3 separate regions of the Homo sapiens genome follow, and regions 1 and 3 are each linked to region 2. A link is a contact called in ENCODE Hi-C or POLR2A ChIA-PET data. All regions are on one chromosome and are shown on one strand. The core of a region is the stretch at or near the end of the contact, and the rest is flanking DNA. Distances in the headings are between cores, read along the strand shown.

Region 1 (3,050 bases), core at 356-2,855, 2.4 Mb before region 2:
TTTTTTTTTTTTTTTTTTGAGACCCAGACTCACTCTGTCGCCCAGGCTGAAGTGCAGTGGCGCGATCTCGGCTCACTGCAACCTCCGCCTCCCGGGTTCAAGCGATTCTCCTGTCTCGCTCTCCCGAGTAGCTGGGACTAGAGGCGTGTGCCACCACACCCGGCTGATTTTTTTTTATTTTTAGTAGAGACGGGGTTTCACCATGTTAGCCAGGATGGGCTCAATCTCCTGACCTCGTGATCTGCCCGCCTCTGCCTCCCGAAGTGCTGGGATTACAGGCGTGAGCCACCGCGCCCGGCCCCTTCCCTTTTTTTTTTTTTTTTTGACACAGGGTCTCACTCTGTCGCCCAAGTTGGAGTGCTCACTGCAACCTCCGCCTCCCGGGTTCGGGGTTCGAGCTATCCTCCCGCCTCATACTAGCTAGTATTTGGCATTACAGGCAAGTGCCACCACGCCCTGCTAATTAGTATTTTTAGTAGAGATGGGGTTTCACCATGTTGGGTGGGCTGGTCCTGAACTCCTGACCTCAGGTGATCCGCCCACCGAACTTCCCAAAGTACTGGGATTATAGGCGTGAGCCACGGGCGCCCCGCCCAATTTCCCTTTTTAATGGCATTTGAGCTAGGGTCCAGGTTTCGTAGCTCCCACTACCTGTCCTGCACAACACAGACACTAAATACCTTAGTGCTTATTATGAAGCCCCGTTCTTCAGAAAGGTTTTATAGCACTTTCGTTAAACCTCCTTCCTGTTCAAAATGCAGCGCACTAGAGTATTTTTCCCCAATCCACCGTTAAGCGGCTTCTTCTTAAGCAGGACTGTTTTGGGTCTCTTGGTTGCTACCCCTACTACACCCTACTAATATGTTGCACAAAGCGACGGGGAACCCCTTCTCCCCCAAACGATGTGCGTGGAAACACACAATGTCCTACTCTCTCCATTCCCAGAAACCTAGACTCTCCCCTCAAATACCTTTCCTGGCTCATCTACAGCACTAAGGTCTCAAGGTAGGGGCAAAAGCCCGCCCCAATTGGCAAATGCTCCTCCTCCGCCAAGAACCTCGAATTTCCGCTGTCCCTGGACAGAGCCTCCAACCTTCAGAAAAATGGCGAGGTGGACCCAGGCCCTTGATTCTGAAGTGAGCCCTTTTCCACAGCACAGGCTTTTTACAGGTTTTTGTGGTGGAATGATGACTCAGTGAGCTGATTTACTCCCTCAAGAGTAACCAACGCGCCATTTCAGTTCTCCAGGATCCCGACTCCGTGTCCCTCCGCCTCAGCCTTGCCTCCCACTGTCAACGCAACCGTTTCTCAGAGAAATCGCCGAAGGCGCATGGCAGGGCAGTTGGGCCACTAACGGTTTTCTAACGCGAGAAGACAGAGCGGGAGGAGAGGCGGGAACGCGTAGGGACTAGCAGGGGGCGGAGTGGGGGTGGGGTGGCGGACGAAGGGCGGGGCCGGCGCCAGGAAGGATCGCGAAGGAGCTGGGAGGCCCCGCCCTTTCCGTAGATATCTCTAGAAAGCCGCGCCGGAGCCCAAAAACAAGGACTGCGCACGCGCGGCGGCAAGGCCCGGGCATTTTGCTGCGTCACCAGCCGCCGCCCGGCCTCACCACCCCTCGTTTGCACGCACGCACGTTCATTCTCCGTCCTCGCGCCCCTTTTCCTACACTTTCCTCTTCTCCCCGACCGGAGGAGCCGCTCTTTCCGCGCGGTGCATTCTGGGGCCCGAGGTCGAGCCCGCCGCTGCCGCCGTCGCCTGAGGGAAGCGAGAAGAGGCCGCGACCGGAGAGAAAAAGCGGAGTCGCCACCGGAGAGAAGTCGACTCCCTAGCAGCAGCCGCCGCCAGAGAGGCCCGCCCACCAGTTCGCCCGTCCCCCTGCCCCGTTCACAATGTGAGTGCGACACCCCGCCGAGGGAAGGTCGCCGAGTGAGGCCGAGGCCGCGTTGGGGGCTCCCTGGAAGCGGCCCCCTAGCCTTTCTCGCATCGGTGGTGGCAGTCGTTCCTGCCTGGGGGCGGGAGGTCCAGGATCCTTGTTCCGGTTACCGTTGGCGGGTGGAGGACATTTTTCCTCCAGATGTCTGCTTCCCCCACCCCTGAACCGTTCCTTGGCTTCCCCATGCCGGAAATCCTACTTTTACCCCTTTGGCTGTCTGGGTTACTCGCCTCTTTCGGTAACTTCACCCTAGGCCTTAAGCTCCCGGTAGCTGCTCGCCATGCGGCGCCCTGAAGCGTGAACCTTCGTGGGTCGCCTCTCGGCTGCTTGGGCGCTCCGGTTCTGTTGCTTTGTGGTCCCGGGGCCAGGCCCTGAGTCGAGTGCACCTGTGGTGGGTGCCGCCAGGTGCCTGGCGGAGCTCCTGGGAGAGCCCCACGCGGACCTCGCCGTGAGCTGCAGGTACTGCTAGGCAACTAGAAGGAAGCCATGCCCACGCCGCAACATACTTCCCTCTCCAGTGTCTGGGTTTCTTGAGTGTGGGTACTTCCAGTCCGCCTCCTAACTCCAGTCTCTTGAAAACACGGGAGGTTGCCAAAACTCAGCCGCTTCCCTGGCAGCGAGGAGGAGTTACCATTGAGCAGGTAGTTCCGCACGTGTCGACTTTGGAAAGATACGGACATTTTCTGTGTTTCATGTTCTACTTGAGGTGAGGTTTCACTATCTTGTTACAGTGTAGGATGAAATAGGTATGTAGTAGGCATTTAATTAACCTACAGTCGTCCCAAAGATCTTAAATTTGTGTGGAGGTGAATACAGATTCTATGGCAGTCTTCATTTTACGATGATAAAGGAAAGCCTTGGCGATTTTAACCGGTAAGAATTCTTGGCACTGCCGCGTACAGTGGGAACTGCCGGTTTTACAGGGTTTTTTTTTTTTTTTTTTTTTTTTTGACGGGAGGTTATTTTTCAAGGTACTAACTACGTCCTAAAAGGTATGGAGAACAATTAAGGTGGAACCTTTTTTTTCTTTTGTTTTAGACTCCATTCAGAAGAGAGAAGAGGGGAGTGACTTTATGTCTTTGGAAAAGTAATAAGGATTTGCTTGATTCAAGTCATG
Region 2 (3,197 bases), core at 481-2,980:
GGCATATGTGACAAACCCAAAGCCCCTGGAGCGCTTGGTGTTTGGATCTCTCATTACCTGAGAACAGTGTTAATTTATGTAACACAAAGTCTGACCGCAAAAGCTTTTGTCATTTTAACTTTGAATAGGGCAATAGGAAACTTTACACCAGCCTTTTATAAAAAGTCGTCCAGTTTCCCACTACCCTAGATTTAAGAGGTAGCTTTTAAAATCAAAGCAGGACGTTCCTTTGCCAACAAAGCTCTAACTATAATGCTATTAACTACTTTCATAAGCATTCGGAGAAGACTGCACCAAGATAAGCCAAGGAAATCGGCTGTTTTACTGCTTTGTCCCTTCCAAATCTTACCACACAGTCCGTGAGCGTTCCCCATTGCTCAAAATGGCTCCTCAGGCTCTCATCAGTTGTTTCAAAGCTCAACCCTCCAATGAAGAGCTTCCTCAGCTGTTCGGGCTCTTTAGGAGACTAGAGTGGGGGGAGGGGGAAGTGTTAAATGGGCTACAACACGAAACAATTTCCATCGAGGAAAAGAAAAACTAGACACCAACTGTGTACCTAGCACTTATTGTTCGTTCAGGTCGCAACAAGACACGTGCTTCTGCCTATCAAGGGAGGCCGTATGCTGGAGTTGGGAGTGCTAGGAAATCGCAAGCGCATGCGTCCCTAGTCGCCTTCCGACGCACGCGCAACAAAGGCTTGGGCGGTAGGGGTGCATCTCCACAATGGGACTAATCGCTCTTTAGAAAACTCGCTCACCAAGGCAAGGTTTAAAAAAAGACAAAGATCCTGTGTGCCTAAGAATTTTGCTACGAGTAACGAGTCCCGCATGATAACTCATGGTTGGCGGAGAGCGGCCTCATGGCGATCAAGAGGACAAAATGGCGACTTGAACTTTGGGAGGGGTAGGCCGTGGCAGCGACCGAAGGAACTGTAGAATGGGCTGGTGCAAGGAACGAAACCCAGCAGCATCTTACCGATTCAGGAAAGGGAGAGGAAAAAATTCAAGTGGGAAAGCGCGCCTAACTCACCTCTGACTTAGACATGACGGCAGGGTGAAGAGAGACTTTAACGATGCTTCTTCGGCGGCGTCCACGGGCAGAAAGGAGCAAGCTGACGAACGTATCTGCCAGCCTACCTTCGCCCTCTCTTTTTTACCCCGCCTCCTCGCTTTCGGCATTGGTAGACTCCGCCCTGGAACAGCTCTGATTGGATACTTGAAATCGCTTCCCCCTGCTATTGGCCTGTGGTGCCACATTGCTGTGTAACGTCATTCCTTCGGTCGTTCTACGCCGTCTCCACCCCTTGGAGTCCATTGGTTCCCGAGTAATGTTATTGTTAACCAGTCTGATTGGCCAACCGACCAATCATTCACATTTGAATCTACCTTGGGTGTTTAACATCTTTTTAATCTTCCACGCGCAAATATTACAGTCAAGTCGCTTGGCAAAGCATGATTAACACTATGTATTAGACAAGCAGCCAGGAGGTAACAATTTTTTTGCAATGAACTCTTGTTGACCGCACGTGTAGTAAAATGGCGAGTTTTGCGCAGGCGCATTAAGAAGTTCCACCTGCCTCTGAGAACACGTGAAATGGCGGGCAGGAGTAGGCAGTGAACCTACGGCGCCTGCGTGTTGGCGGGAGTTTGTCCTAGCTTTGCGCATGCGTAGTGGGCGGAGAAAAAAGGTCCGGTCCCAGGATTGGTTGCGCAGGCGCAGGGAAGGATCCGTTTTGGCGGGCGGTTGGCGTTGCGCAGAAGGCGGCGGCGGTGGTGGCTTGTGGTGCGGCCTCACCATACAGGAACAGGGCAGACGTTAGCGTGAGTGATCACTCTCAATCCCGGGTAAGTGGCAGACAGTCTTATCTACCCATAGTAGGTCTTGAACTGACTCCATTTGGGCCCGTTATTGTGTGAAATGAATGGACGGCGGGGTGGGGGGATAGTGAAGGGGCAGCGGTGGGTCGGGCCAACCAATAGAAGAACAGGGGGCGGGATGTTTTAATCCCCGTAGGTTCTTTGGAGCTGTGCAGCCGAAGACTTTGACTGGCTTGTGTATAGGCCAATTGGGTCTGCCTTGAGCTGCCGACTGATCGGCCCTTGGGCCATCGGAATGTGGGAGACGGGTTTTCCCCTTCTGAGCAGCGTCTCACTGAGCCAGTGAGCAGGAAGCGCGCGGTAGGTTGGGCTTCTCCAGGAGGCAGCGGTTTGACTCCAATGGGGAATGCGGGATCGGGCGGTTAAACGGATGGAACGAATCTGGAACCAGTAGACGGACAGCCTAAGGAAAGCGCTGGGACCAGTCGTCCAATCGGCTCTCCAAAAGAGGGAGGTCTTCGATTTGGGGTTGTGAGGAAGGGGAGTCGGTGCCTGTAATGGCGTGTGAGGGTGGATGTTTTATCCACGATGACTTCTCTAACGAAGCCTTTAGGCCTCAGTCCCATACACCTCCTTGAAAGCGTAAGTTTGCTCCTGTATTCCTCGACTTGAGCATTTTTCCCCCGCCCCCTCACCACTTGAGGTTTGGGGAACAGGAGTTGTTTTTTTTTGTTTGTTTGTTTTTAAATAATACTTTCAGAAGTCGCTTCTTTAGGAAGACTGTTAAAATGTTAGAACGAATGGGAGAAATCTCTATGTACTGTCATGGAAAGGCGTTCAAGAAATATCTCCTTCCTGATAGTGCATATTTCTACTGACAAATATGTTTGTAGGTCCACAGAAAAGTTTTGGAAAGCTACACACCAAAGTGTCAATCCTAGGGACACAGTAGGATCGAGGCAGATTAGATCTTTAATGTTTAAAACTTTGCAAGGTTAATAATTTGTGATTAAAATTAAATAAAAAATGAAGTCGATTGTTTTGTGTTTCTAGTCATAATCACATACTTACAACCCCTTTTCTGTTTTATGTAATCCATGTGCCCAGTGCTTTTATTTTAGTCTCTTTCTCCCGGGAACTTTCATATATTTCTTTTCTTTACACCATTGAAGATATCCTAAAGTCCCTCTTTTTGCTGTTCCTTTGAGGATATCTGACTTTGGAATAAAAAAGAAACAAAGAGGGTAATATTTAGGGTTCTGGGGACAGAAGATTCATCCATCACCTGGATTATTCCTTGCCTTTTAATTAGATTTCCTTCGAAGTGTGTTTTACATGCAGTCTATCTCCTTTTGGTAATGCCCACTCTGCTTATTCCAG
Region 3 (3,100 bases), core at 586-3,085, 3.0 Mb before region 2:
CTAGCTGACCCTTCCCTAATCTTCCCCGCGGCGCCCCCACCGCCACCCAACACACACATGGGTATCCATCTACTCAATCCCACCTCTCCCTTCCTTTCCTCCAAGCCTTTCTCTGCCTTCCCAATAATGTCTTCTTTCTCCTCCCATTCGATTAGCTGCTGCCAATCGCAATGATCCTGTGTTTGAAACCCTGCGCACTGGGGTGATCATGGCAAACAAGGAACGGAAGAAGGGACAGGCAGATAAGAAAAATGTGAGCACTGTACCTCCCCACGAGGTCCCTCCCAGAGATCCCATGGAGCAGGTCATTTTCCCATTTGGAAAGCTGACAGAAGTAATGGATTGTCTTCCCCTAAAATTGCACAAAACTCGGCCAGGCATGGTGGCTCACGCCTGTAATCCCAGCACTTTGGGAGGCCGAGGTGGGCAGATTACCTGAGGTCAGGAGTTCGAAACCTGCCTGGCCAACGTGGTGAAACCCTGTCTCTACTAAAAATACAAAAATAAAAATAAAAAATCCGGGTGTGGTGGTGCTCGCTTGTAATCCCAGCTACTTGGGAGGCTGAGGCAGGAGAATCGCTTGAACCCGGGAGGCAGAGGTTGCAGTAAGCCACTGCACTCCAGCCTGGGGGAGAAAGTGAGACCCTGTCAAGAAAAAAAAAAAAGGAAGGAAGGAAGGAAAGGAAGGAAGGAAGGGAAAAGAAAAGATAAATGTACATATCTGATCAAAAAAATCAACTGCAAAAAACAACTAGAAATCTGGCCTCAAACTTGTTGATATGGAGGTTGGACACAGATAAGGGATTTCTATGGAGTGAATTAATGACTTGTAAGGCACTAGCAATGTGATATGGCTGCTTCCAGAAGGGCTAACATACTCTTGGGTTATATTCTTTTAAGGGAATTATAAAAATTGTGCTGCTCTTTTTTTTTTTTTTTTTTTTTTTGAGATAGAGTTTCGCTCTTGTTGCCCAGGCTGGAGTGCAATGGCACGATCTCGGCTCACCGCAAACTCTGCCTCCCGGGTCCAAGCGATTATCCTGCCTCAGCCTCCCGAGTAGCTGGGATTACAGGCATGTGCCACCATGCCTGGCTAATTTTGTATTTTTAGTAGAGAGGAGATTTCTCCATGTTGGTCAGGCTGGTCTCGAACTCCCGACCTCAGGTGATCCGCCCACCTCGGCCTCCCAAAGTGCTGGGATTACAAGCATAAGCCACCGCGCCTGACCATGCTGCTCACTTTTTACTTACACACTGGAGTATTTTTAAAGGCTGACAGCATAGTCAAGGACCTGGAATCTGGTAGTGAATTCCCTGTTATTTAGCTACATTCAAGCAGAATGTGGGTGACCCACCTGATAGGATGTTTTAGGGAAAGTCCCTGCATGGCCGGGCACAGTGGGTCACGCCTGTAATCCCAGCACTTTGGGAGGCCGAGGCTGGTGGATCACGAGGTCAGGAGATTGAGATCATCCTGGCTAACACGGTGAAACCCCGTCTCTACTAAAAATACAAAAAATTAGCCGGGCGTGGTGGCAGGCGCCTGTAGTCCCAGCTACTCAGGAGGCTGTGGCAGGAGAATGGCGTGAACCTGGAGGCGGAGCTGGCACTGAGCCAAGATTGCGCCACTGCACTCCAGCCTGGGTGACGGAGGGAGACCCGTCTCAAAAAAAAAAAAAAAGTTCCTGCATTAGGCAGATGGCTGAACTAGATATTTCCTCCAAGGCCTCTTCCAACTCTGAGATCTCTGAGATCCCATTATTCTATAGTTCTCTGACCTGATTATAGACAGCCAGGGCATGTGTTCCCAAGACAGCGTCTCCCTAACTCTGGTGCCCCCTCCAGCCTGTAGCAGCCATGATGGAGGAGGAGCCAGAGTCGGCCAGACCAGAGGAAGGCAAACCCCAGGATGGTGAGTGTTACCCACCTCCATCCAGAGATGGAGTAGGATCAGAGGCTCAGCTGTGGAACAGAGGGTGGAGGAGCAAAGGGCAGGCCAGCTTTGGATAGACGAGGCCCTTCCACAAAAGGGTAAGAGAATAAGAATTGCCCTCCAGGAGACAGACAATTTGTTGGTGTTTCCTATCCCAGGAAACCCTGAAGGGGATAAGAAGGCTGAGAAGAAGACACCTGATGACAAGGTAAGAATCCTTCCTCCCTGCAAGGAACCCAGTTCTCTCCCCAACCCAGCTCTGACACCACTACTCATGGCCCTGGCAGAAGCTCACTCTTTAACTCCTAGGCTTCCCATCACTTCTGACCCACACTCTCCATCAACTTGCACACCCACCCACGACCAAAACACTTCTCTCAGTTCAGGGACCTAGAAGAGAGTTGGAGTGTAGAGTGTGTGGTGAATGTCCCTGCCTTGGAATCCTGCCCCTCAGTGTGGGGTAGAGGAGCCCTAAGACTCATCATTCCCTTGCACCCCCAGCACAAGCAGCCTGGCTTCCAGCAGTCTCATTACTTTGTGGCTCTCTATCGGTTCAAAGCCCTGGAGAAGGACGATCTGGATTTCCCGTGAGAGGCCTTGGGGCAGGGGGCTGGTACTGCGGAGTGAAGAGGAAAGAGCTGGGTTCCCCCAAGGGAAAGGAAAAGGGGGGACTCAGGGCTTGGAGCCTATTGATGCTGGACCCGGGGCACAGCAGGGGACCTGCTATGTGAGTGAGGCCCCTCCCTTCCCCTCCCAGGCCAGGAGAGAAGATCACAGTCATTGATGACTCCAATGAAGAATGGTGGCGGGTGAGAGAAATGGCTAGGGCTAGGGTGGAGTGTGGGTTGAGTCCAGAACCCGACATTGAGAGATGGACTCTCCCTACTATCTTCCCTAGGGGAAAATCGGGGAGAAGGTCGGATTTTTCCCTCCAAACTTCATCATTCGGGTCCGGGCTGGAGAACGTGTGCACCGCGTGACGAGATCCTTCGTGGGGAACCGCGAGATAGGGCAGATCACTCTCAAGAAGGACCAGGTAGGCTGTTGCCCCAACCCAATCCCAGGCCTGAATGCTCCCTAGCCCACCACACTCCTTGGAGAGCTTAACCATTAATAAGACTAGGGTGAGCCCCTGTAAACCCCGGCTCCCCTGCTGTCCTCTCCTAC

The links. A loop is a pair of places that touch in the nucleus more often than their neighbours do. ChIA-PET counts read pairs that join two places held with the same protein, here RNA polymerase II (POLR2A). Pooled maps may share reads with other maps.
Region 1: a pooled map shows a loop between it and region 2 (24-fold over the local background). The contact joins the promoter of PTGES3 here to the promoter of CBX5 in region 2. A Hi-C loop is called at or near these places in 2 of 37 single-sample maps with no recorded cell type and 9 of 50 pooled maps.
Region 3: a pooled map shows a loop between it and region 2 (2.5-fold over the local background). The contact joins the enhancer-like site here to the promoter of CBX5 in region 2. A Hi-C loop is called at or near these places in 3 of 50 pooled maps. POLR2A ChIA-PET finds 5 or more read pairs at or near these places in 2 of 52 experiments (HepG2 and T-cell).

The regions. Positions count from the first base shown.
Region 1 is chr12:56,686,839-56,689,888 of GRCh38, reverse strand. It overlaps PTGES3 (prostaglandin E synthase 3), which reads left to right and starts at 1,605. Exons shown (of 8, transcript NM_006601.7): 1 at 1,605-1,891. The coding sequence starts at 1,890. RefSeq lists enhancers at 1-142, 669-718, 1,195-1,720, 2,219-2,338, 2,449-2,498 and a silencer at 1,369-1,558.
Region 2 is chr12:54,278,655-54,281,851 of GRCh38, reverse strand. CBX5 (chromobox 5) reads left to right here and starts at 1,730. Exons shown (of 5, transcript NM_012117.3): 1 at 1,730-1,844. It overlaps HNRNPA1 (heterogeneous nuclear ribonucleoprotein A1), which reads right to left and starts at 1,126. Exons shown (of 11, transcript NM_031157.4): 1 at 1,030-1,126; 2 at 350-466; 3 at 1-57. The coding sequence starts at 1,044. SCAT2 (S-phase cancer associated transcript 2) reads right to left here. Exons shown (of 2, transcript NR_157844.1): 2 at 2,789-3,197. RefSeq lists enhancers at 1-605, 1,348-1,407, 1,418-1,507, 1,798-1,847, 1,366-2,125 and 1 more and a cis regulatory region at 31-2,331.
Region 3 is chr12:57,243,957-57,247,056 of GRCh38, reverse strand. STAC3 (SH3 and cysteine rich domain 3) reads left to right here. Exons shown (of 12, transcript NM_145064.3): 6 at 156-253; 7 at 1,846-1,912; 8 at 2,092-2,141; 9 at 2,435-2,520; 10 at 2,691-2,742; 11 at 2,832-2,969. Among named protein-coding and RNA genes, the nearest start is that of STAC3, 5.7 kb to the left of the region's middle. Within about 2 kb of position 1,835, at least 2 of the 41 ENCODE cell types and tissues checked have a DNase peak (open chromatin) inside an H3K27ac peak, as active enhancers do.